Linked DNA regions of Homo sapiens: all the other regions are linked to region 1. The links are chromatin loops, found by intact Hi-C in ENCODE. Cell type or tissue: heart right ventricle. All regions are shown on one strand.

Evidence for each region. A loop is a pair of places that touch in the nucleus more often than their neighbours do. Peaks named below come from ENCODE experiments on the same cell type or tissue, not always from the same donor. Only the 100,000 strongest peaks of a DNase experiment are listed, where the experiment ranks them.
Region 2: a loop joins it to region 1, with 4 times the contacts of the local background. A loop is called at or near these places in 24 of 110 quality-filtered maps.
Region 3: a loop joins it to region 1, with 2.0 times the contacts of the local background. A loop is called at or near these places in 12 of 110 quality-filtered maps.

The regions. Positions count from the first base shown.
Region 1 is chr18:31,271,819-31,279,818 of GRCh38, reverse strand. It overlaps LOC124904346 (a long non-coding RNA gene), which reads left to right. Exons shown (of 2, transcript XR_007066446.1): 2 at 1-1,520. Among named protein-coding and RNA genes, the nearest start is that of DSG1, 42 kb to the left of the region's middle. In heart right ventricle, no CTCF peak of the experiment used is centred here; a DNase peak (open chromatin) is centred at 4,698; H3K27ac peaks cover 1,469 bases.
Region 2 is chr18:31,494,313-31,502,312 of GRCh38, reverse strand. It overlaps DSG2 (desmoglein 2), which reads right to left and starts at 4,136. Exons shown (of 15, transcript NM_001943.5): 1 at 4,017-4,136. The coding sequence starts at 4,061. RefSeq lists enhancers at 1,782-1,891, 4,607-4,746 and a silencer at 3,937-4,406. In heart right ventricle, no CTCF peak of the experiment used is centred here; DNase peaks (open chromatin) are centred at 3,790, 4,212 and 4,530; H3K4me3 peaks cover 2,105 bases; H3K27ac peaks cover 1,478 bases; H3K27me3 peaks cover 1,057 bases.
Region 3 is chr18:31,393,253-31,401,252 of GRCh38, reverse strand. It overlaps DSG4 (desmoglein 4), which reads right to left. Exons shown (of 16, transcript NM_177986.5): 9 at 1,710-1,981; 10 at 233-372. The region is part of intron 1 of DSG1-AS1 (DSG1 antisense RNA 1); the gene reads left to right. Among named protein-coding and RNA genes, the nearest start is that of DSG4, 20 kb to the right of the region's middle. RefSeq lists a silencer at 2,781-2,981. In heart right ventricle, CTCF peaks have their summits at 4,000 and 4,203; no DNase peak of the experiment used is centred here; H3K27ac peaks cover 1,615 bases.

The DNA of each region.
Region 1 (8,000 bases):
CAAATCTTGCTGAGAGTTTTGCTCTAAAGGGTAAGAAAAATGGAGATGTAGCAGGGAAGAAAAGTGGGAGTAACAGATTTTGGTATTTTTTAACAAAATTTTTAAGATGAGAAAAAACAGAAGTACATTTGTACATTGATGGGGAGGATCCAGTAGAGACAGAAGGCTTTTTCTAAAATTGAAGACAGAATTGAATTTTGAATTGAAGACAAGAGTTTTTTGGTGGTCCAGTGATTATTGAACCAGAGAGGATGTATTTTGACAATAGTAAGGAAGATTAAAGATAAATATTATAAACAGCTTCCTGATCATACAGCAGTGAGACCAGAAGATATTATCACAGGAAGTTATTAAAAGTTATCATCCGAGTTTTAAAAGTCTTAACATAAATAATAATGTAACAGATGGTCATGGAGTGTTTCCAGCCCTAGAGCTAGTGGGCATACAAGGGTGAGTGAAACCCAGTCTTAGTTTTCCGGAGTTCATTATAGGAGAGTTCACCATAGGAGTATGGACCCTAAAGGCAGGCTGGCTGGGTTGAATCCTGGCTTTCTTATTTGTTAGCTGTGTGGTCTTGGGTAGGTTACTTCAATTTTCTCTGCCCCAGTTTGCATATTTGTAAAATAAGGTAATAGTATGATCCTCATAGATCAGTTATGAATATTAAATGAGCTAGCATAGTTAAAGAAATAACTTATACATAGCACATAGTATCTACAGCTACTTACTAGCTATTCTGAGTCCAATGTTATAAGTGCTCATTTAATGGAAGAAGATTAAAGTACAGTATCATGGCAGCATACAGGAGACAGTTATTCATTTTGATTTAGGGCTTATAAGGAGTCCCAGAGTGCTTTACACAGAAGGTACATTTAAATGGACCCTGCAGAATGAGTCAGACTTCACCAAGTAGCATAAAGCTCAGCCGAGCCTAGATAAGCAAAGGCTCAGAGTTTGAGCTTGCAGGGTGTGCTTGAGAGCAGGGAGATCAGTAGTGTGAAGGTCAGGCTGGAAAGTTGTCACTGGAGATAGGATAGCAGGGCCTTGAATGCCTTCTGTGGAATTGCAGTCATCTCTGACAGTATTCAAATAGGGAGTCCAGGGAGTAAAACAAGAGTAAACAGGGGTGGCCCCAGGCAGCACAAACTCAGCCTGCTTTCCTCTAACTTGCCATCTTTCCCCCAGTTGAGTGGCATCAGCAGCCACTCCCACTGCATTTTTTTGCTGTTTTTTGGTTGGCCCTTTCTATCCTCCTCAGTTTCCCACCACTTTTCATATTCCCTCTTGCCTTTATATACTTTCACATTCTGTGCCCTGTGCTTGGCCACTTCTTAATCTTCAAAGGCTCAGCTTGGACTAAGCTCTGGAGTTCTTCCTGACTTCTCTGGATAGGAAGAAAAGATTCTTCCTCCAGGCTCCCTGGGTGCTCTGGGCTTCTCCTGGCAGAGCATTTATCTCATTTTATTTTTTTAGTTTCAGCCTAAAAACCAAAATAAAAGGAAAAAATGACAAACCAAAAATACTCTTTGAGCTCCTTGAGTTCTCACAATGCTTGGACTGCAATATGCTATCATAAATGCTGAGTAAATGAACACATTGGTGAAATAACAAATGACTTTTAATCCTTTAAGAAAAAAAGTGATCAGAGAATCAGGAGAAAGTGATGTTGTAAGTCCACAAAGGAAGTTCAAGGAACTCTCTTTCACGTCCCCCTCAGCCTCCCAAAAAAGAATCCTAGGAAATCATCTTACGTTTTCTGAATTTATTGTTGAGTATTTTTAGCTTTAAGGTTTTTTGTTTAAAAAACTGAAGACCTAAAAGCACATGAAATTTAAGGCTCAAACCAGGTTCAAAACATTATCTCCCTAAGGTCTAAACTCAATGGGACACTTTTGACTACAAAGAAAATAGTGTTTGAATGAGACGCTACATTCTGACAGAGATGAAAGAAAACCCACTCATTCAGGACGATGTGTATATTACAATGTATTAACTTGAGCATCCTGTGTGGTCATCAAGGTTGTATTAGCTCCTTCTTGCATCGCTATAAAGAAATACCTGAGACTGGGTAATTTATATATGAAAATAAAGAGGTTTAATTGGCTCATGGTTCCACAGGCTGTACAGCAAGCATAATGCTGGCATCTGCTCAGCTTCTGGGGAGGCCTCAGGAAACTTACAACCATGACAGAAGGCAAAGGGGGAGCACACCCATCACATGGAAGGAGTACAAGCAAGAGAGAGAGGGAGGAGGTGCCACACGCTTTTAAACAATTAGATCTCATGAGAACTCACTATCTCGATGGCAGCACCAAAAGGGGATGGTGTTAAACCATGAGAAACCAGCCCCGTGATCCAGTTACCTCCCACCAGGCCCCACCTTCAACATTGAGGATTACAACTGAACATGAGATTCGGCAAGGGCAAACATCCAAGCCATATCAGAGGCCATCTCATGGACACATTCGATGTCCTAGAGATTAAGGCAAATAGGCATGCACTAAATCACCTACGCAGGCAGCTCAGCTCCCTCACGCAGGGCACTTGCCCATCACTCCCCTGCCTCAGGAGAGAATGCCTCCTCCTCCTCATTCTCTGCCCATCTTCTTCCTCTCAAGCTGCCTGCTTCACAGACCTTGTGGGTATGTGTCTTACAATCAGAAGAGACACATCTAAAATACTGTGATCACTTTCCTCATTCTGACTTGAAGTGCAGTTGATTGTTTATACATATATCCCTCATGTACTCACCCTGCTCTTTTATACACACGTGCACGCATGCACACGTTAGCTTCCAGGAGAAAGGGGTTAGAACCTTCTCATCTTTCACAGAGCCCTTCACAGTGTAACTTAAGTTTTCCAAGAAGGAGGAAATTAATACTAGAGACTAAATAGGTGGAATGTGCTTAGTAAATGCTTGTGGATTGTTTCCCGAATAGTGAAAAGCAATATAAAAAATAAATACAGCAATATAAAAAATAAATATAAAAACATAAAAAACAAATACAGAGCAACGTGGGAGCACAGTTTACTAAGTATTGCGAAGTGCAGTCAGGTAGCATCATTTATATAGATTGGATTGGAGGTGTTAGAACAGAATGTTTATGTTTCTCTTTTTAATCAAGAAAGTACAAAAAAGGGATATGAAATAAGAGAAGAATAAAGAATGTGGATAAGGAAAATCAAAAGGTCTGCTCTGTTGTTTTTGAAATGTTCCCTGAGATTCATTCACAAACAGGGCGTGGTTTATGAGACTTGGCAATATTTAAATTTGTGCTGTGAAAAATAAAGCAGAAACTTACCTAGTTTGATTTGGCTTTTGGTGTCCCCTAAAGGAGTTAAAGAGACCTAGTTTTCTTAACTGGAGAACATTATAAAATGGGGAGAATTTTTAGAAAATAAGAGACAGATAAGTTTTTATTTTTCCAAATGAGAGGTTACTTGGTAAATACCACCAGAACATTTATGTTGCAGGATCAGACACCTCCTCCACACTCTGAAAGCATACACATGACATACTTATTTGATGTTTATATATTTTATCTTAGGTCAGCATTAACATACCATGAAAGGAAGTCAGTCATTCACTTTCTGGGTCAAAAGTAAATTCTTATGATTCTTATGACCTTGTGGAAGACAAAGATGTTTTCAAATTTCTGTTTGTGTTCTTACATCTACACATATTTTTTATCTCATTGAGCTCTTATCAGTGGCATTTATTTAAAACCCTACGACTAAAATCCTTCTCCCATAAGCCTTATGGCAAAAGACCACCGAGCCTGTCATCACTACCATTTTCAAAAAGTGTTTATGAACCCTCAAGCTAAGTGCTTTGCCAGCCACCACTGCAGAAACCGCTCCTGAGAGGAGTGGATTGTCTGATTCATCACCTTGGAAAGTGGTGGTGATACTTCCTGGATGTAGATTTGGAGAGGAACCAGAGGCTCTAAAACCTCACTAGCACTTCCTCATTTCTCTATGAAAGCCTCTCCATTTTTCTCTAGAATATCAATTCAGCTCATGGGCATATTTCTCTTTTTTTTTTTTTTTTTATAAGCACCCAATCTGCATTATTCTTCAAAAATTAAGAGATCCCTGATATGGGAAGCTTGGACCAGGCTTCTCTGGTGGGCTCAGACACAGTCCCCAGATCCAACCATGTAATAACTAATTCTGGACTTTCATATGCAGAAGGGCAAGAAACTATGTAAAAAGTTCTGTGCCATAATAGTGTCAGCACCTTTTAGTTTTTATACTGGAGCACCAATGTTTGCCTTCTGAAAAGAAAGAGCTAACTCAGGAATGCGCTTTTAAAATTTAAAAGATGACACTATCAGAAATTATGTTATTTTGGAAGGGTAGAGGTGAAAAACAAAAAGAAAACGATTGAGAAAATAATTACAATTTGCTTTTTAAGAAAACTTTCATACAGGAAAAAACAACATGTCATTTAGGATTTTAAAAACTTGGTGCTAAAGATTGCAAATTTCAGAATGTTATTGCTAGGAAAAAAAGCAACAATAGGAATTGGTATTCTTCTATGTGGAAACTGCTTTGTTGACAATCTACAAACAGATCTCCTTTTAAAAAACACACACACACGCACCAAGCTAAAACTGCTTATTCAGTGACGCTTTCACCAAAGGAATCATTCCTTGACTCTGTTTTTAGTTGGGTGTGGTGAGACAATGTTCTCCCTTGGCTGGAGGCTTGGAGAGGGGCCAAAGCAAACACCCATGTGAACACAAAACAATTAGGAAAGATTCATTCTGAATTAGTTAATTCCCATGAATAGGCTGGGATTTATTAATCTGTCCTGATTGAAATTGCTTAAAATATGAACTTGGGAGTTTGTAAGCAAGCAGGCAGGAGAGAAGGCTAAATTAGGGACAGCTAAATGTCTGAGAACATAAGGAGAGCAATAAGAAACATAATTGGCTAATATCTTTATTACTTTTCCCATTTTAAAAGAATAAGAGAAATATTAATTAGTGTTGTGTCTATCTCACAAACTTGGCTCTGTGAAAGCACAGATAGATATAGTTCTAAAACATTAGGTCTATTCAGTATTATTAGATCTATTCAAAGAATTGATAATTCTTTTTTTCTAAGTAAAAAGACTTGTTTCAGTTTTCAATTTAGACTGTGCAAAGTCAAATAAATAATCACGAAGCATTTTCTTTGAAAAATTAAAAATAACTTATTTGAAGACATAACTTTTCTTTCCAACTTTTAAAGAGTTAAAGATTTCTGTAGAAACATTATACTACGTAACACCTTTCTTTTATAGAATACTTACGTAAAAGCTGGGACCAACATAAATTGTTCTAAAGAAATAATTGTCTGAAATGTGCACGGGCCATTTGTTTTCAAACTTGTGAGCCAGAGGTCAAATCGTACCTATCAACTTGTTGGTACAACTGCAAACAGCTTTGGAGCAGGAAAGGGCACAATCCAAGCATTGTTATTTACTTCACAAGTGCAATTAGGTACAAGTGTTTGCAGCCATACTTAAAGTAGTATTCCACCTAATAACAGCAGGGGTCAATGCTGAAAAGTCTATGTGATTATAGTATAATCCTGAGAGTTATTTTTCTTGCAATACTATTAACTTGCTTTGATGATGAAAACTGTGTGTATGCAGATATTAAAAACAAAACCTCATGGAATTTTGCCTTCTGGAAGAAATTTTACTGGCTCAAAATTTTTTCAAAATTTTATATCTGTGAACTTTGTACAAAGAAGTGTCATAGTTAGACATCCAGAATGACTTTATAGTGCTATAATATAATACCTGGTGAAAAAAAACACACTGTGTTCCATATTCAAAGTCTGGCAGATAAAGAAAAGGTTGCTTTGAAAGTTTCTGATTAGATGCTGCTGAACCCATTGGAAATCATTGTTAAGTTGAGTTAAAGAGCCTCTCCTGTTGTATCAAACAAGTGACACGTCATTTAAATAATCTCGGCTTCATTTTTCTTGCATGAAAAATATTGAGATAGCCACCAAACAATACCCACTTATTTGAAAGAAATACTGTGTTTATAATTTAGAGCAATTTTGAATTTCTTGGAATATATGGTGCAAATGTAATACTAATTTGCCTTAACATTCCACAACTTAACATAGCAGAGTTTTCAATTTTATTCAGGTATAATCTCTATAATTTTATAATTCAAAGAGATTTTTCTTCAACTTTCCAAGAACCATCAAATAAATAAAGTTTACCATTTACTGGACAAAAAACATAACATTAAATGCCATTTTATTATCTTTTTATTTACTATGGTTCTGCAATTATAAAAGTATTGTCATATTCTACCCTGTCTTATCTGAATGCTTTAAACTATCTTATCAAGTCAATATATTTTAGGTTTGGGGAGTTTTGTATCCCTTTATTATGTTTTGTTATTGCAGACATCTTCATGAATCCGCCTTTTGCTGTTTAAATAAAACGGTTTCCTAAGGATAATTTATTCTTGGTTTTCTTTTTTTCCCATGCATATTATACCTTATTAAAGCTATTACTCAACTAAAAGTATTTTATGATTTGTTTCAAGCCTTCAATTAGTATATTAGCTTTTTGAAGGAAGGTGATACATATCGCCGATATTTATGTTCTAGGCCACCAGCATAGGTGCTCAATAAAAATCTGTTAAGTAAATAAATGAGCAACTTTCCAAAAACGATATAACTATGATATGAATTTTTTCATGATTGTTGAAACATATTGTTTCCAAAAGGATTCTATAATTTATAAAGTTACTAACAATGTTTTGTTTGGCCAATTTGATCACAACATAGCCAGCATTATCATTGAAAATATTTCTGTCACTCTTACAGGTGTAACATATTATCTCAAGGTTGTTATAATCTACATTTTACATTTTAAAAATTATAGGCAAAGATAAATATTTTTCAACTACTATTAGGTTCCTAATTTTAAAATATCTTTACTTGGCCATTGTTGGTTTATTTATTCATCTTATTTATATCTGCTCAATATTTGTTATTTGAAGCATATTTTATATTCATTTTTCCTCTTTAACACTGAAGTAATATTTGGGGTCAATAATTTCTTTAAGGTACTTAAGATATAAAAGCTATTATATGAAAATAACATTATTGAGAACAGTTTAAAATTTGGCCTAGTTTATATGCAAATAAATTTAATGCTTCTTTGGAAAAACCACTCATAGAATTTTGGAAGAAATCATTTCAATCAGGGATTCCAACTTGACAGTATAAAGTAAATTGTACAGAATGAGACATTTTACACCTTATGCTAAGCTCCTATTCTTTGATTATGTTGACCCACAAGTACTGCTTTCCCAAATATGCTCTGAACATCAATCTTCACCCACTCACATGTTCATGCATGTTCTTTCAGTGACATTAAACTGTAGCATATGGCCACAGGATGCCTATGATGCTTGACACGCCCCAAATCTCTATGTTCATTCAACATCAGCTCACTCACAGACCTTTTTCTAGTCGATCAGTTTACAGTAACAAAAAGCACACTTCCTTCCCCCAAGGAGCTTAGAATCTGTGTTATTACCACTATGTGAATTCCATTTCTCTTCATTTTTTCTTTGAAAGTACTACCTAATTTTAAATACCTGGCCATTTCCATAAAGTTCCCAACTCTCACAGTCTGAACTCAGCTCTCCCACTTAATATCTTCTCAATAACTTTGTTTTTAGCCGTATTTTAAAGCACATATTCTAGTGTACCTTTTGTTGTAGTCATAAGGTGGCGTAATGGTTTAAAGTGTACTCTGAAATCAGACTTCCCAGATTTGAATCATATTTCAACATCATTGCTACCTTGGATAAGTTTCTTTACATCTCTGTGCCTCAGTTTCCTCATCTATAATAGGGGACAATAGTAGAACCTACTAGTATATTTGTTGTAAGTATTAAATGAGATAATACATGTAAAATATACATAGTAAACACTTAAAGAATGTTAGCTATTATTATCTACTCCTTAGTTTG
Region 2 (8,000 bases), 220 kb before region 1:
ATTAGATCAATTGGGAAGTTTCTATAAATACATATTTATATTGTAGTGAGCCCGCCCCAGGGCTCACTACACTCACACACCACAGAATATTAGCCTTGGAAACTTTAATTTAGCTTATCGGGGATTTCTAATAATCAGAGAGTACGTAGGCCAATGAATGCTCATATCTCTTTGTAAAGTACTTGCCTTAAGTTATAATTAAAGAAAATTTCTGTTAAGAGCTGCCATTTTCCCATTACCTACTAACTTTTAGAAACAAAAACCAGTAAGAAATCCATGTTTCTAAAATCCTTGGATATGATAATTGATTATTCTTATGGCTTCAATATTCACCATCTAATTTATACTTTAATGTATTCTTTAATATATATTATTCAGTTGTATATTAGAACACTAAGCATAACTCTGATATTATTGATAATTTATAGATACTTGAATCCACTTGTTATGGATCAAATTATGACCCCTAAAAGATAATATATTGAAGTGCTAACCACCAGTACCTCAGAATGTGAGCTTATTTGGAAATAGGGTCTCTGCAGATTTAACCAAGCTGAGGTCATTATTTTGGGGCATAATCCAGTACAACCGATGTTCTTATAAAATGGGGAAATTTGGACAAGGACACAGACATGCACAGAGGGAAGATGATATAAAGAGACAAAAGAGAGAATGCCATGCGCAGATGGAGGATTGGAGTAATGAATGCACCTACAAGAGAAGGAATGACAAAGATTGCCAACAAACCAGTATGCACTTGGAAGAGGAAAGGAGGGAAACTGGTTTCAGAGGGAGCATGGCCCTGCCCATATCTTGATTTTGGATTTCTAGCCTCTGGAACTGTGAGATCATACATTTTTGTTGTTTTAAGCCACTCAGTTTTTAGCACTTCGTTACAGCAGTCCTAGCAAACTAATACCCTACTAAATATATCTGCTCACAGTGTGATCTGCTATCATTGAATCCTTAAAATGTAGTTTGATTTTAAAGCACAAGCTTCATTAGTCGAACCCAAAATTGAAGCAACCATCAGGAAATCTCTCACCCACGAGCCCTCCTTGGCAATCTGGCGAGGCCTATGAACCCCTTCTCAGATTAATGATTTCAAATGTATAAAATAAAATACAGGGGATTATCAATGAACCCAATTATATTGAAATAGTTATCAGCATTTTTAAAATACCAATTTGTGATGCAGCAGTATCATGTATTTTATTAACATATTAAGTAAAAGATCTAGTAGAAAGTCTATTAGTGATGTTCAGAATAAATGGTATTTTGAGATCACCATAAGATGTAAAGGTATTTATGAATTCTATTGTGATAGTCACAGCTACTGCTCACACTACTGTGCAGTGTCTTCCCCACACTCATAATTTAAAGAAATACTAAATTTCAGTCCGAAGTTAGTTAAAATATATATGTAATTAATTCCTTGCCATCTCTAGGAACTCTTTGAATTCTATCTGTGAACCATTTGGGAGTTGATGGATTGCAAAGAACCCTTGAAGAGGAAATATTCTCTGATTTTATTCAGAAAATTATTTCTTTTTCCCATTTTGATACAGCTGGCCTAAATGTTTGATAGCTATGTGGGTGACACAGCTACCTTCTGGTGTGTCTCCCTGCACTGCTGAGGAAAGCGAAAGACCATGTGTCACAGACTCCACTGCAGGCTTCGTTCTGAATGGGGTTTGGGTTCAATTAGTATTTACATGAGATTTGAAAGAAGGAAGTGAAACAGAGCTCTGTGCCTCCTGGCAAGCAGATATGGACGTATGGAGCTGGGTTCTTTGTAGTCATCTTATTATGGCTCTAGTGTCCAGCTACTAGATTTGTGAACACCAAGAGGCAAGGTACAAGCATCCATGTTGTTATGCATCCTAGCAGATGTGGCATGCATGGGTCTGCAGCTGGTAGCAAAAGTAGCACCCTGATCACAGCAGTTTTTCAGACTGTGGGAGTGGCAGTGCAGTTCCTGGTCACAGGAGAGGCAGCAGCTCCCTAAGCGGTGTGGCTCTGCTGTGTGGCTTTGAAGTCATTACTGACAGCTCAAATGGCAGTCTTCTCAATCCTTCCTACACTTAGGTAGTCAGTTTAGTGCCCCGAAATAAACCTATTCTTGCTTTAAATAGCTAGAGTAAATTCCGTTATTTGCAACTGAACTCTGATCTAACAGACTACAATTTATATTCCTTCCAATAAAGGACCTGTTTCCTTGGCAACTACTTCTGTCAGATGAGTTGCTTTCCATTTTTTTTTTTTTTTTTTTTTTTACCAAAAAACTGCAACTGCAAACACACTGGGGGTAAAATGCTGCATTGCCCACTACTCTCTGGACAAAAATAAACATATTCAAATTTATACTGCAGAAAGTTTTATAGAAAATACATAGAACAGTCCAAGAATTTTGCTCCTGTTCCATTGGCTATAGTCGCTTTCTAAAGGAGATGTTTATTACTGCCCAATAAGGTAAAAGTATCAAATTGCTAAAATGAAAGATATGCCTAATTTGCTTACCTGCTACTCTGTGAGTGTACAAATTGGCCTGATTGCTACATTATTTGAAGATTAAAGGTCATTTATTTTCATATATGGAAAGAATATGTAACTCTCAAAGTAAGCTAGGTGTTACATTAGCTTGGGATTCTCCTTAAACAAGGAAACATCAAGGTGACAGGATTAGTTGTTTTGCCAGCCCAGAGGCTAAAAACGACGTCCCAGATCACGTCTTAGAAAAGTTTTGTCAACAAAATGAATTTTCATTGAAAGTTACCTCAAGGACACGGGGAAAATGAAATGGATAAATAGAGCATGAAAATGAACTGTGTGCTAGGCCTGGACGCCCTAATTATCATGCTCTTCCACCTGAGAGTTCATGGAAATCTCTAGACTGGATTCAGTCACGCCTTTTTCCGTTTTGAGACACACACACACACACACACACACACACACGATTTTCTTCCACATCCCACCAAAACTCGAGGATAGAAGGGCTCATGTTTTGGAAGTTAGAACTTTGAATATAGTGAATGTATTTGCATTTTTAATTATTACGTAAGAAAACTGAGTATGATTTTGCATCTAATCTCTGTAAACACATATTTGTGAACTCTCTGGAAGGTGAACTCACACCTATATTTGCAGCATAACTGTCACTTTATTAAAACCCCTTTAGTAAACCCCTATAAGCGAGATACATACGTGCAACCCCTTAAACAAACAGAAAACCAACAGTTTAAAATCCAATTTGAGCAAAAGAACTCTAAATCCAGGGACTGAACGTCGTTTCCGGGAGTGAGGGGTGGGGCGTGGGGGAGGGGGCGCTACACTTCCATTTTCTGTAACCTTTTAAATGAATAAGGCTTCAAACTATTACATATGTTTATTATCTTTAATATTGGAAAACTTTTGAAACACCAACTTCATAAACTTTAAGTTAAAACTATATGTGGGTGATCCACTTAAAATTAAGCTTTGTAAATTACACCTTTTTAAAAAATTTTTAGCCAACTTTTTGCACTCTAAGAATACAAGTATGTTCCTGGTTTCCCCAGTTCACTGGCTTGTGTCGGCGGCTAGAGGAGCTGGGGAATCCTAGGGAAATTTAAGGAACGTGGAAGAAGCGCGAGGTTGTTCCCTATTGCCTCCACGTTTCTCGTCCCAGAGACTCTCAACAAAGCCTCCGACCCCCAGCAATGGTGTTCCCCGCCCCAGGGCTCACTACACCCACACACCACAGAAAAGGGCGCTGGGGCCTGGGTGACGCGGGAAGGAAAACACAACTTCGATAGGTCGCAACTTACTCTCCTGGCTCCAGCCAAGAGGATTTTCCGAAGCCCCAGGTCGGATCTCGCCGCAGCCTGCCCGGCCCTTTTCCCCCCTCGGGCAGCAGGAAGGAGCGCCGGGCAGGTAACGCGCACAAGGGCGGCGGGCAAGTCTGGTCGCGAGGTCTAGACCTCGCCTACCGACGCCCTCCCCGGCGGTGGCTCCCCTGTCCCGCTTGCGGCACTTACCAGGAGAAGCAGCAGGGCGTACGCGCGTCCCGGGCTCCGCGCCATCGCACCCTCGCCTCCGCCTCCCGCCGCCGCACCGCTCCGCGCCGCCGCCTGCCCCGAGCGCGCACTCGGCTCCTCCCTGGCCCCGGCCTCCCCCCGGCCCGGCCACCCTCTCCCTCCCCGCCCCGAGGGCTGTCTTCCCGTGGCGGTTGCGCGGCCCAGCCCAGCCCAACCCAAAGGCGCGGCTCCAGGTGTGGCCGCCGCGAGAAAATGGAGCCGGGGGCCGGCCCGGGCCGCTTTTACAGAGGTGGGGAGTTCAGCAGAGGAGGGAGGCGCGGGGTGGACTCCCGCCCGCTCGCACTCGCACCTGGGACCGTGACGTCCTTGGGTTGGGGACTGTGGGTGGCAGGCCCCGCCCCGCCGTTCTCTCCTTCCCGACCCCCTACTCTCTGGAGAATGGCGGGAGGAGGGAGCCTCCTGGCGGGGCTCGACCTGGGTAGCGCGGGTCGCAGGGCCCCGGCCCAAGGACAAAAGCTCCACGGAGCAGAGTCCTGCGGGACCAACCGGCCCAGTGGCTGCGGGGCCAGGCCGCCCAGCACCGCCCAAAGGTCCCGCACTTTGTGATTGTGCTTTGGGCCCGGAGCGCAGGTGTCGCTAGTGACATGGGGACCCGTGTCCTCAGGAAAGCTGCGACCGCGGTGCGTTCGGCCCGCTCTCCTGGAGCGGAGGTTGTGGAGCAGAATTTCAGGTGGCTGTCTCCCCAAAGGCTGCTCTTCCCTATGGCCCTTCACTGCTTCCAACAGGTTTGCAGCTTATCTGGCTCAAGGAGAAACAATCACCAGAGGTCAAAAAGGACAATTCTTGGGCTAGGAGAAAACTCTAGGGTGTTACGGGAAATATATATATTCTTTGAAATGATTTACAATTTCTATTACACCACTAGCTAGATCAGAGGCCCCGCTCCAAGAGTGACTAGCTGAGTGGCCTGGACTAGCCTCTCTGGGCCCCAGTTTCCAGATCTGTCAAATGGAGTTAATAGCGACCAACGCACGGGGAAGTTTTGAGAACGAAATTGGAAAATCTTAGGTAAAGCATTCTGCAGTGTCTAGAACTTAAGGGTTCAATAAATAATTGTTAAAATTAGAACAACGTGATTGCGAGGTGAGATGTTAAATTGACATCTTGAAAAGCAGAAACTTAGTATGGGCATCCAAACACTAGAATCAGCACCGGATTACGAAACTTCCAAGAAATGTAACGACTGAAAGTAATGGACGAGCCTATTGTTCTGTGCGAGAAAGGCGCAAGGGGAGAAGAAAAGACACACACACCATACTTTTAAGGGTAAACAACCTTTATCCCAATTAAATGGCAACGCGGATATAATAAGCAAATGATATAATAAGCAAATTGCAATGGGAAGGGGAGAAGGAAAAGATATATTTATAGGTACACTCACCAGACTGTGGAGGATTCACCACCACACCGGGAAGCAACAGCCTGGGCTCCAGAGTCGGACACTACACTCACCAGACTACAGAGGATTCTCATGAAGTTTCCTCATGGTCTGGGACCCTAGCTCTTATCGTAACAAGTTGTTTGGCATGAGACCCAGTCACAAGGGCCCTTCCCGACTGGACTCAAGGAACACAAAAAGGTCAACTTGTGTTTGCGATTGTCTGTTGTGTTTCAATAACTAACAAATAGGAATTTAAATAGAGATTTATTTGAAACAGCGCTCGATGAATTCCTCAAGGGGCTCACACCACCTGTTCTGGGACTTGGTGGCCATTGTTTGTGTCCATGTTCAATTGAGTTCAAATTTAATATTTAAGTTTTCCTCCACATTCGGCTTCAATCTGATACTCAATCGCAGGAAAATACCCCTACAGATACATGGGGAAGGCATAGTTGATAGAGATTACAGATACAGGGTAAGCACAGGAGAATTAAAAGCAAAATTAATAACACACCCATCATGGCTTTGCAAGGAGAGTAATATTGTGAGAATTGTCAGGGATATACACATAACATCCAGTGCAGTAAGGTGCAAACCCCTCCTTGGGCTGCAGTAAGCATATCTAATGCCTTTCCATTTGCAACACAACAGTACATAGCTGAGCAAATTCATCTGATAACAACATACATCCAGTGCTACTATCATTAAGAGCTTTTCTTAGAAGTGAGCTTAATGTTTTAATTTGTTGCTGAAGCAGGATTGTATCAGCTGCAGGGGAGAATGCTGTGATAGGATACCACCCCTACGGAGTCGGATGCATTCTAACCAGGGATGTTTGTAAGCATCTAGATTACTGGGGAGGGGAATATTATCCCGGATGGTGAATGGAATTAATGGCCACCCCCAAGTGCATATCCCCATCCAATATGGGGGCAGGTATCGCTACCCATAGGATCCGCATACCCAGAGGGCCCCGCAGGGGACAGCAATGGAGTTACTGTAATCATAGTGTACTAATGTGTTATAAAAGTAGGAAAGAGATTGTGTTTCATTGGGGGTAATGTTGTTGATTTGGAGCATGTGTTGACAATTGTCTGGCAGGAGAAACCCCAGAGTACCAAGGCTTGGTTTGGTCAAAGAAAGTCCAGGTTGGATTGCAAGTGTTGTTGTTGTGGTCCCATTGGTAGCGACATAGTCATTCAGAAATGTTAGCAGGGAGGATTCTCCAAGGTAGCTCATTCCCACATAGCCAACATTGACTGTGGTTGGCTTCCTCTGCAGCGGTGGCTACCCAGTTGATGAATTTAATCTTGGCGTCAGACACAAAGACACAGGTGCTGACCATTAGTAGATAGGTTATTCCATGTGATAACAAAAACAGAGGGGAACATGATATTGTTTTTCATCTTTAGGAAATTGTAGTGTGCTTCATTTTCTGCTCCTATAGCTACAAGGTCACCAGTCTTAAGGGTGGGACCTGATGGACGCTGTACCCATATTTTGGCTCCAGGATTTTGGCTCCAGGATCTGAATCCCCCAGTTCTGCATGTAGCCTCTGTTGGGGCAGATTTCCTCAGGGGTTAATTGCTGACAAGGTTCCACTAACAATTGAGCAACCTGCATCTGAGGTTTTATAGCAAAAGAATCTGGAGTGGTATTGTATAAAATGACCTTTAACTCTCCCCGGTAAGCACTATCAATTATACCACCATACATTATAAAGCCTCTCATTGCAAGTCTTGAACATGTTGTAATCCATTCATCCACATTCAAGTTTGCAGTTATGGTGGAAATTTTGGCCTGTTGATCTGCCTGCTGATGAAATAGTCTGTCAAGAGCAAACAGACGCATGAGCATCAACATGGAAAACAGTGATAATGGTAGTGTGTGCCAGGATTCAGATATCTTCCCAGTATTGTTTACCCCAAACCTCTTCATTCCCAATTAACCATTTGTTTTGTTGCCATTGGGGCATCCAGGTGGTAAGAACATTTGCTACTGACCAAGAGTTGGTATTCAAGTGGCAAATCCCTCTGGCCTCCTCCTGAATAGCTCAGAGGACCACTACTAGTTCAGCCAGCTGGCTGCTCCCACCCCTTCCTTCATCAGAAATGCTTATGCTTTTTAACAGGGTTATGAGCCATGGCCTTCTAGCATCGGGTCCCATCAATGTATTTGGTAGATCCATCAGTAAACCAAGCATGTTTCTGATCCTCTGGGCTTAGTTCTTTAAAGGATTTGCCCCATTGGGCGGGGGAGGTTTCCTTCCCTATCTGTAGGACTTGCTTGGTGGTTTCCTGAGCTGGCAAGTTTTGTATATATCCTCATGTAAAAGTGATACCCCCTTTGGTTTTGGCTTAGCCTGGTCTTGTATGTACCATTTCCATTTGATGATGCTACTTTCTTGGGTGTGCCCTATCCGGTGAGCTTTGGGGGAACTCATGACCCAAGTCATAATAGGAATTTCAAGCCTCATAAAGATATCATGGTTGAAGCAGAGGTGCTCCATTTCCAGCAAAGCCCAATAGCAAGCTAACAATTGC
Region 3 (8,000 bases), 120 kb before region 1:
CTGTAAGCCATATACAACTCAGTTTTGGAAGTAGATGAAATAAACTATGGCTTCAGTGTAAATTATGATTTTAATTGACTTCAATTCTTGATTTAAGGTGTTTAGGGCTTTCCATAAGTCTTGCATACACCATTAAAAATGTCTGAGTCACTCAAATATCAGCATTAGAATAACATAATATTTAATATAATAGTACTAGTTTTCTTAAAATACTGAAAATAAATTTTCTTACCATCTATAGCCAGGATCTCTGCTGTGTATATCCCATTGATAATATATTTTGACTTCTTATCAAATTCTCTAGAAAATTGTATCTCACCAGTTCTTGAATCAATTTTTAACCAGCTGCCTGCATCATGCCCTATGATATATCTGTTTTTAAATAAAAAAGTTCGTTATCATGCTTTTATGAAAGTTAGTACTTTTAAATCATGTAACAGCTACAATGTGGCAAACTTTAATATTGTGTTTTTATGTTTTATAGTGATGATTGCCTTGGTTTATAAAAAGTACATATATATCAATAAAAATTCAATGATATATACATTAATATACAGGTCTGCAAGTTTTAAAATTTCATCATTTTTACTCTTCTGGCTCCTAGGATAATTGTTAATAAAATGTATGAGTTTATTTCAGCTCTATTTATTAAATCATAGCAATGTAAAACATCCTTTATTCATTTTCAGAAACACATATTGCTTATTTATTTTTGTATGTGGTATACTTAGGATTTTTTTTGTGGCTTTTCAGCTATGTTGATTTCAGAGCACCTCACTGATAGCCTGTTGGGGGCTTGTGATATCCTCTGTTCAGTGTGACTATCTGGATCTTGTTACAGATGATAGATTTAAAGTGCTTGACCTCACTGGAAGAAGATCTGGTCTCTACCAGGCACAATTTCAAGTCTTCAGTTCCTTTATCTGAACTGCTTTTACCTCCACCCATCCTGGCAGACTTCACAGGTTTTTTTGCGTCTGTCAATTTGTTAACTGATTTAATAACTAAAACTGTGAACATCAAGGTAACTTATAAGTCAGTAGACTTCGTTTACTCTAAGAATATTGGAAGAAGAAAAGGAGATAGAGAAGGGCAGGATATAGAGAAGATCTGTGTACTTCACTGTGGTTATTTCCAGAATATTTTACACTGTTCTAATTCACATATAATCTAGGTACCTAGTGCCCCAATACTATCTTTTTATTTCTCCTCTTCTGACTCTCCCTATGCCTATCAATTTTCTAAAACACTGTTTTTCGCTTCTATGATTGTGGTTTTTCTCTTAGATTAAGCAGAGGATTGAAATTAGTCTCTAAGTCATAGTAACACAGGTTTAAGAAAACAAGCAGTGACTCAACTTTTATGGTGACTTATTGCCCACAATATGGCTTAATCAGCCCCGGTCCAGGGTAGAACAAACTGGCCACAAAAGATCAAAAAGACTTATGGAGTAATTTAGGAGGCTCTTTGATCTTACAATTACTCACTGGACACAATTACTTTTATAACTAGTTGGAGCCCTTACATTATTGAAGCCTCTAAAACACTTAAAATTCTAAGATTTCAAATGCTCTAATAGTCTTTTAAATCAAAGGAATAATAAAAGCAAAAAAGCCCTCCAAAAGTATTACAACCAACATATATTAGCGCATGCTACATGAATTAACACTGGATAGAACCATAGAACATGAAGAAAATAGTTGCAGTACCTGACATCTGTTGCAGGGTTTCCTGTGTCCAAATCTATGGCTGTATATGTGCCAAGCACATAATTCAATAAGGAACTTCCTTTTATTCCTTCCCGCACACTAAAAGCCATAGTACTTGGATGAAATGCAGGTCCTTCTCTCACATCAACAACTTGAATTCTCACAGGGGTTGGGTGCATTTGGAATTGAGAAGCAACGGAGTAGTGAAAATCAGCTTGGTTTTTAACTCCGATACTAAGCTGAATGTTAGGTGCTTGTTCATAATCCAGCATCTGAAATGAAAGAAAATAAAAAACTCTGAAACAGCAAAGAACTCTCTTTCGATAAAGTAAGAAGCCATGGTAAAGCAAACCACACACTAGAATAAGGTCCAGGAGATACGCTGTTTAGATTTTGAATTGAAAAAAATTTTACTTATTACTGCATTAGGTATCTTAGATATGTTTTTCTGTTCATCTTTTAGCATAATCAGCTATGTAGATTATTTAAGGCTGTGATTTTAAATTGGAATAAAATTTTGGAGTTTTGGACTTTTTATACAAAAATGCTGAAATGAAAAACGATTATTTTCCAAATGAGGTGTTTATGAAAAAAAGCTTTAGAATAAAATAAAAACTGTTCACACTATTGAATGAATAAATAAATAGTACCCAGATTTCCTTTATAGAACTCACATCTGAGAATCTTTTGAAAGTATAATCAGCAGAATAAAGGTGCTAATATATATGATGTCACTGAACACGTAATTTTTTTTTAATGGTGTACACAACTTACAAAGAATTTATGATGATTATAGTCGCCGGGTCTGGTGGACAGGAAGACTCCTTTATGGGGCATATTCAAATAAGTAAATGCCATGCCCAGAGAAAAGTCACCTTTGAAATGGGTATTCTGGATAAAAAATAGAATCTTTTGATCCAGAATGATTGATGTGGTGACATGAAAAGTCACAATGAAAAAGTAGTTGCAAAGAAAGAATTGCTGAACAATGTCTGCTTAGAAGGGTTCTGGAAGCTAAGCATCACTTGCAATGCATTTCCAACAGCAGAAGTCAAGATATCAGCAAGGCTTGCCATCAGCAGAACTCTGTGAGGTAAATCTCTGCTTCTCAGGGAAACTCCCTGACATCATGAATGTTTCCTTAGGTTTTAGAGTTACATCTTTTTAGAAGAGCTGATAAGAAAAACATTCACAGAAATTTACTTGGGTTCTTCTTTGGAGATGGCTCAGCATGCCGTGCTTGAATTTCAGCCAAAACCCTTGAGGTTTGAGATTTTGATTCCTTTTGCACATCTGTTTACAGATCCACATAATACCTAGTCCACTGGTCCACGTAATAGACCACCCCACATGATACTTAGCACAGAACTGAATATAAATTATGTACTCAAAAATCACTTTTCAATTGGAAGAGATCTTTCTTCTACAAATCATTTTTTTATTTAATAGAATTCCATGCTATCTTCAAATAAATGAAAAATCGAGAACCTCAAGTTTTTTTTTTTTTTTTTTTTTTTGAGACAGGGTCTCATTCTGTCGCTCAGGCTGGAGTGCAGTGGCACAATCTCAGCTCATTGCAACCTCTGCCTCCTGGATTCAAGCAATTCTCCTGCCTCAGCCTCCCAAGTAGCTGGGACTATAAGCATGCGCCACCACACCGGGCTAATTTTTACATTTTTAGTAGAGACGGGGGTTTTGCCTGTTGGCCAGGCTGGTCTTGAACTCCTGACCTTGGGTGATCCACCTGCCTTGGCCTCTCAAAGAGCTGGGATTACAGGCATGAGCCCCTGTGCCCGGCCTGATAACCTCTATTCTGATAGAGAAATCTCTTGTGCTTTTCTTATGTATATACACAAATGCACTTTTGCTTGTAAGAATATTAATAGTTCTCTCCCCATTGAACAGAGTGTGATGAAAATATACCAACATGTGTCTAAAGTTGTATAATTAAAGATCTTCACATAATCTAGGAACAGGAAATTGTTCTGGGGTCAACCTTTCCTCTTGGAGGAAAGCCAAATAGAGGAAAGGCATAAAATTGTTTACTCATTCTTCGCAAGTGGGGCCCTTTAGTCAGGATTTTCTGATTGTGTCCAGAGGTCAAGGATTGTAAAGAGCAATGGAAACAATGGTTTACTCTGGAGTCTCTTCATAAAGTAAAGGGAGAGGCTGGGGAAACTCAGTCTCTGCAGTTTAAGGAACAAATGAGGAATAACCACTTAACAAGGTACACAGGCGTGTGTTAGAGTGGCTGGGGGTTTGACCTGCAGTGACCAGGAGTGAGGCTCTGGAAGGGCTCAGGATGAAGATAACACATCCAGAAATGTATTTGGCTTCTGGCAGGCTTTTGGCTGCTGTAAATTGTAGTATAGAAGCTACGCTTAGATTCTCACATCCAATTTTTTTGTTCTAATTTAATATGACACTGCTAATTCTAGTGGGGACACTGATTCATTTTAGAATTAAGTATGAAAAAGGGAGAAAGTTAGAAGTCTCCATCCAAAAGAGAATGTGATAGCAGTTTTTCAACAGCAGGGGACTGGGGAAATGGTCAAATATCTGCCTGAGTGTGTATGTTCTGTTTCCAGGAAGGCTCATTTCCTGGTACAAATGTGTCTGGAAGAGAGAAGCAGGGCACACACAGCTGGGAAGGAGTTTATAGTGGTACACAGACTTGGAAGAAAAGTCTCGGCATGCTAGTTCTTTCCTAAAATCGGTTTTACTGGCCCCCAATTACGCAGTGAGACACGAAGGTGGCAGTTAAATATGACTTTGGGACCAGAAAGTTCCAGTTGGTTCTTGTCTTTGCCATTCACCACCTGGGTAAATTGAGACTAGCTATTTGTCTTCTTCAATTTTGTTTCACTTTCTCTAAAAATGGAATTACTGGCTGGGTGCGGTGGCTCACACATGTAATCCCAGCACTGTGCGAAGCTGAGGTGGGCAGATCACTTGAGGTCAGGAGTTTGAGACCAGCCTGGCCAGCAATGGTGAAACCCCGTCTCTACTGAAAATACAAACATTAGCCGGGTGTGGTGGCGCATGCCTGTAATCCCAGCTACTCCGGAGGCTGATGCGTGAAATTGCTTGAACTTGGGAGGAGGAGTTGCAATGATCACACCACTGCACTCCAGCCTGAGTGACAGAGTGAGACTCTGTCTCAAAAAAAAAAAAAAAAAAAAAAAAAAAGCAATGACCCTATTTTCTTCCGAGAGTTGTGAGGATTAAATGAGATAATATATGTGAACCCTCTGGATACACCTTATAACAGAATAGTTGGTGTTTAGTAATTGCTTAATAAATGTTAGAATTATTATAAAAATAGAGAATCAATTTTTTTGTTAGAATTCCAATTGGGTAGCATTTTGCTTTGCTTTTTTCTCAGTGTTGAAGTCAAATATGTATATATATATACACACACACTTTTTTATTGCTTGCGTTTTCATATACACTTATCAATAAATACCAAGGAGAGGCTGTTATTGACAGAGAGACTTTCATTTTTCTGAGATCTTTCTCTTGTTAAACTGTAAATTCCTTGAGAACAGGGACCATATCTTATTTGCCTTCATGTCCTTAACACATAGCAATTCTCAATAAATCCTTATTTTTCTTCTGCCTCCCTGGTCCGCGTTCAAGTGATTTTCATGCCTCAGCCCTCCCAAGTAACTGGAATTACAGGTGACCGCCCCACACCCATCTTTCGCTAGAGACTTGGTTTCACCCCGTTGTCCAGGCTGGTCTCGAACTCCTGGACTCAAGTGACCCTCCCGCCTTGGCCTCCCAAAGTGCTGGGATTACAGGCACGAGCCACCTTAAATCCTTTGAATTGAGTCTTTGTAATTTCCTCAGACTAAGAGAAGGGTTATATAAAGCTTAGTCAAAAGTCCAGTTTCCTCAGGGTTAAGGGGTATCCCGAATGAAAATGGAGAAGGTGTAAGAGGACATTAGTAACCTCATTCCAGATGTATCTGGAATGAGAGGCTGACCACCAGCTGTTGAAAATGTCAAACATGGGAAAATTACGCTTATGTTCTCTAAAATAGTTCTTTTGGCTAGGTAGTAATACAAACATCAAGGTTTAAAATTTCATTTTAATTAGCCTTTCTCCATTACTTTGGTATTTTTAAGCACATTTTTTCTTACTCTTTTTAAGAGATTTGGAAAGTTATCATTCAGAAAAAAATAGATAGGGCTTTGTATATACAGCATCCAAATTACCTTGACAAATTTTTCATGAAATTGATATTTCAATAGCTTTTTTTTTTTTTTAGCAATTAAGTATATCTTTAAAAAAGTTGTTATCACAGAAGGCACATTACATAAGTCAGATAGTACATTGCCTGCATTGTTAATTTTTTTCATATTTATAATTGTATGCAGAAGTTACGAATGATGCAATCAAGTCCAGTGACTTCTGTTTGGATGATATCTATGCCATTAGTTTCAGGTAAATAGTATCATCAATACTATTCTCAAATTTTGTGAGTCTCTACTATCTTTTGGACACTGGACCAGGTGCTGGGGGTAGAAAGATATTTAGATCAGGTTCTTTATGCACAAAATTCTTCTATTATTTTAGTAGGTTGGGAGACAGAACAAAAGCAAAGAGCAGTTACATATTATGAGATAATATACAAAGTTAGTCACTAAGATGATAAGAACATAGGTAAGAATTGCATGTTATGTCTAGCTCTTGATTTTTAACCAGGATGCAAGGTTTAACAAATTCTGATCCCTGGAAGAAAAACTTGACTAAATATTCAGAATTTGATATGGTGGGAGGTGACCTCTTGTTCCTCTATTCCTCTTTGTATTGTATTTGGCAATGTCTCCTATACCCATTCCTTTTTTTTTTTTTTTCCATTTTTACTGCCATTGCCTTAGATCAGATGCTTAGTACCTCAGAACTTAATTAATATCATAATAATTTTTATAACTGTGGTCTTTTCAGAGTTGAACTCATGTTGTTAAGTTTCACTTTTGTTGCCGAGGCTGGAGTGCAATGGCACAATCTCAGCTCACTGCAACCTCCGCCTCCCGGGTTCAAGCGATTCTCCTGCCTCAGCCTCCCGAGTAGTTGGGATTACAGACATGTGTCACCACACCTGGCTAATTTTGTATTTTTAGTAGAGATGGGGTTTCTCCATGTTGGTCAGGCTGGTCTCAAACTCCCGACTTCAGGTGATCTGCCCGCCTTGGCCTCCCAAAGTGCTGGGATTACAGACGTGAGCCACTTTGCCAGGCCGGTGTTATTGTTATTTTAGAAAATATCCCAAAGCTTTCCTTGGTCTATAAGTAGGAATTGAAAAACTTTTGGTTAAGGGCCAGATAGTAAATGTTCTAGGTTTTAGGGGTCATATCATACAGAGTTTCTATCTCAAGTATTCATATCAGCAACTTGAGTGTGGAAACAGCCACAGAAAATACGTAAATGAATGTATGTGGTTGTATTCCAATAAAACTATTTATGAAACAGGGGACAGGTGAGGACCTCTGGATCATAGTTTGCTGACCTCTGGCCCAAAGCAATGTTTTCCAAACAGAAAGTCCATGATATACTCTTTGAGTCCTTGTGTTCACTTAAGAAATTATAAAATTGTGTGTATTCATTTGGATGACAATCTTATATATAAATATTTTTCATAATTTTGGTGGCCAGCTCTTAAGTTAATATACCATATGATTTCAGTGTGTATGGTTGTGCTTTGGTGGTAAAGTAGTAATACTAAAATTGCTCAGATACTTGAGAAAGAAAAGCGAAAGACCCAATGAATAAACGATATGTTTGCTTCCAGAAGGCTAAATGGCTTCCTAATATGCTATCTGAAAAAACTTCACAGTAACTTGATGATATGGTTTGGATGTCTGTCACCCACAAATCTCATCTTTAAATGTGATTCCCAAAGTTGGAGGTGGGGCCTGGTGAGGGGTGATCGGGCAGATCCCTCACGAATGGTTTACCACCATAGCCTTGGTGATAAATGAGTTTTTGCGAGATCTGGTTGTTTACAGGAGTCTAGGACCTCCCCCTTCTCTCTTCTGCTACTGCCCTTGTCATGTGATGCACTGGCTCCCCCTTTGCCTTCCACAATGATTGTAAGATTCCTGAGGCCCTCACTGGAAGGACATGTTGGCACTTTGCTTCCTGTATGGCCTGCAAAATGGTGATTCAACTGAACCTCTTTTCTTTATAAATTACCCAGTCTCAGCTATTACTTTATGGTAACACAAAAAGAGCCTTATGTGCTTGAATAGAGAAAAATAGTAACAGAACTGAATAATCACACT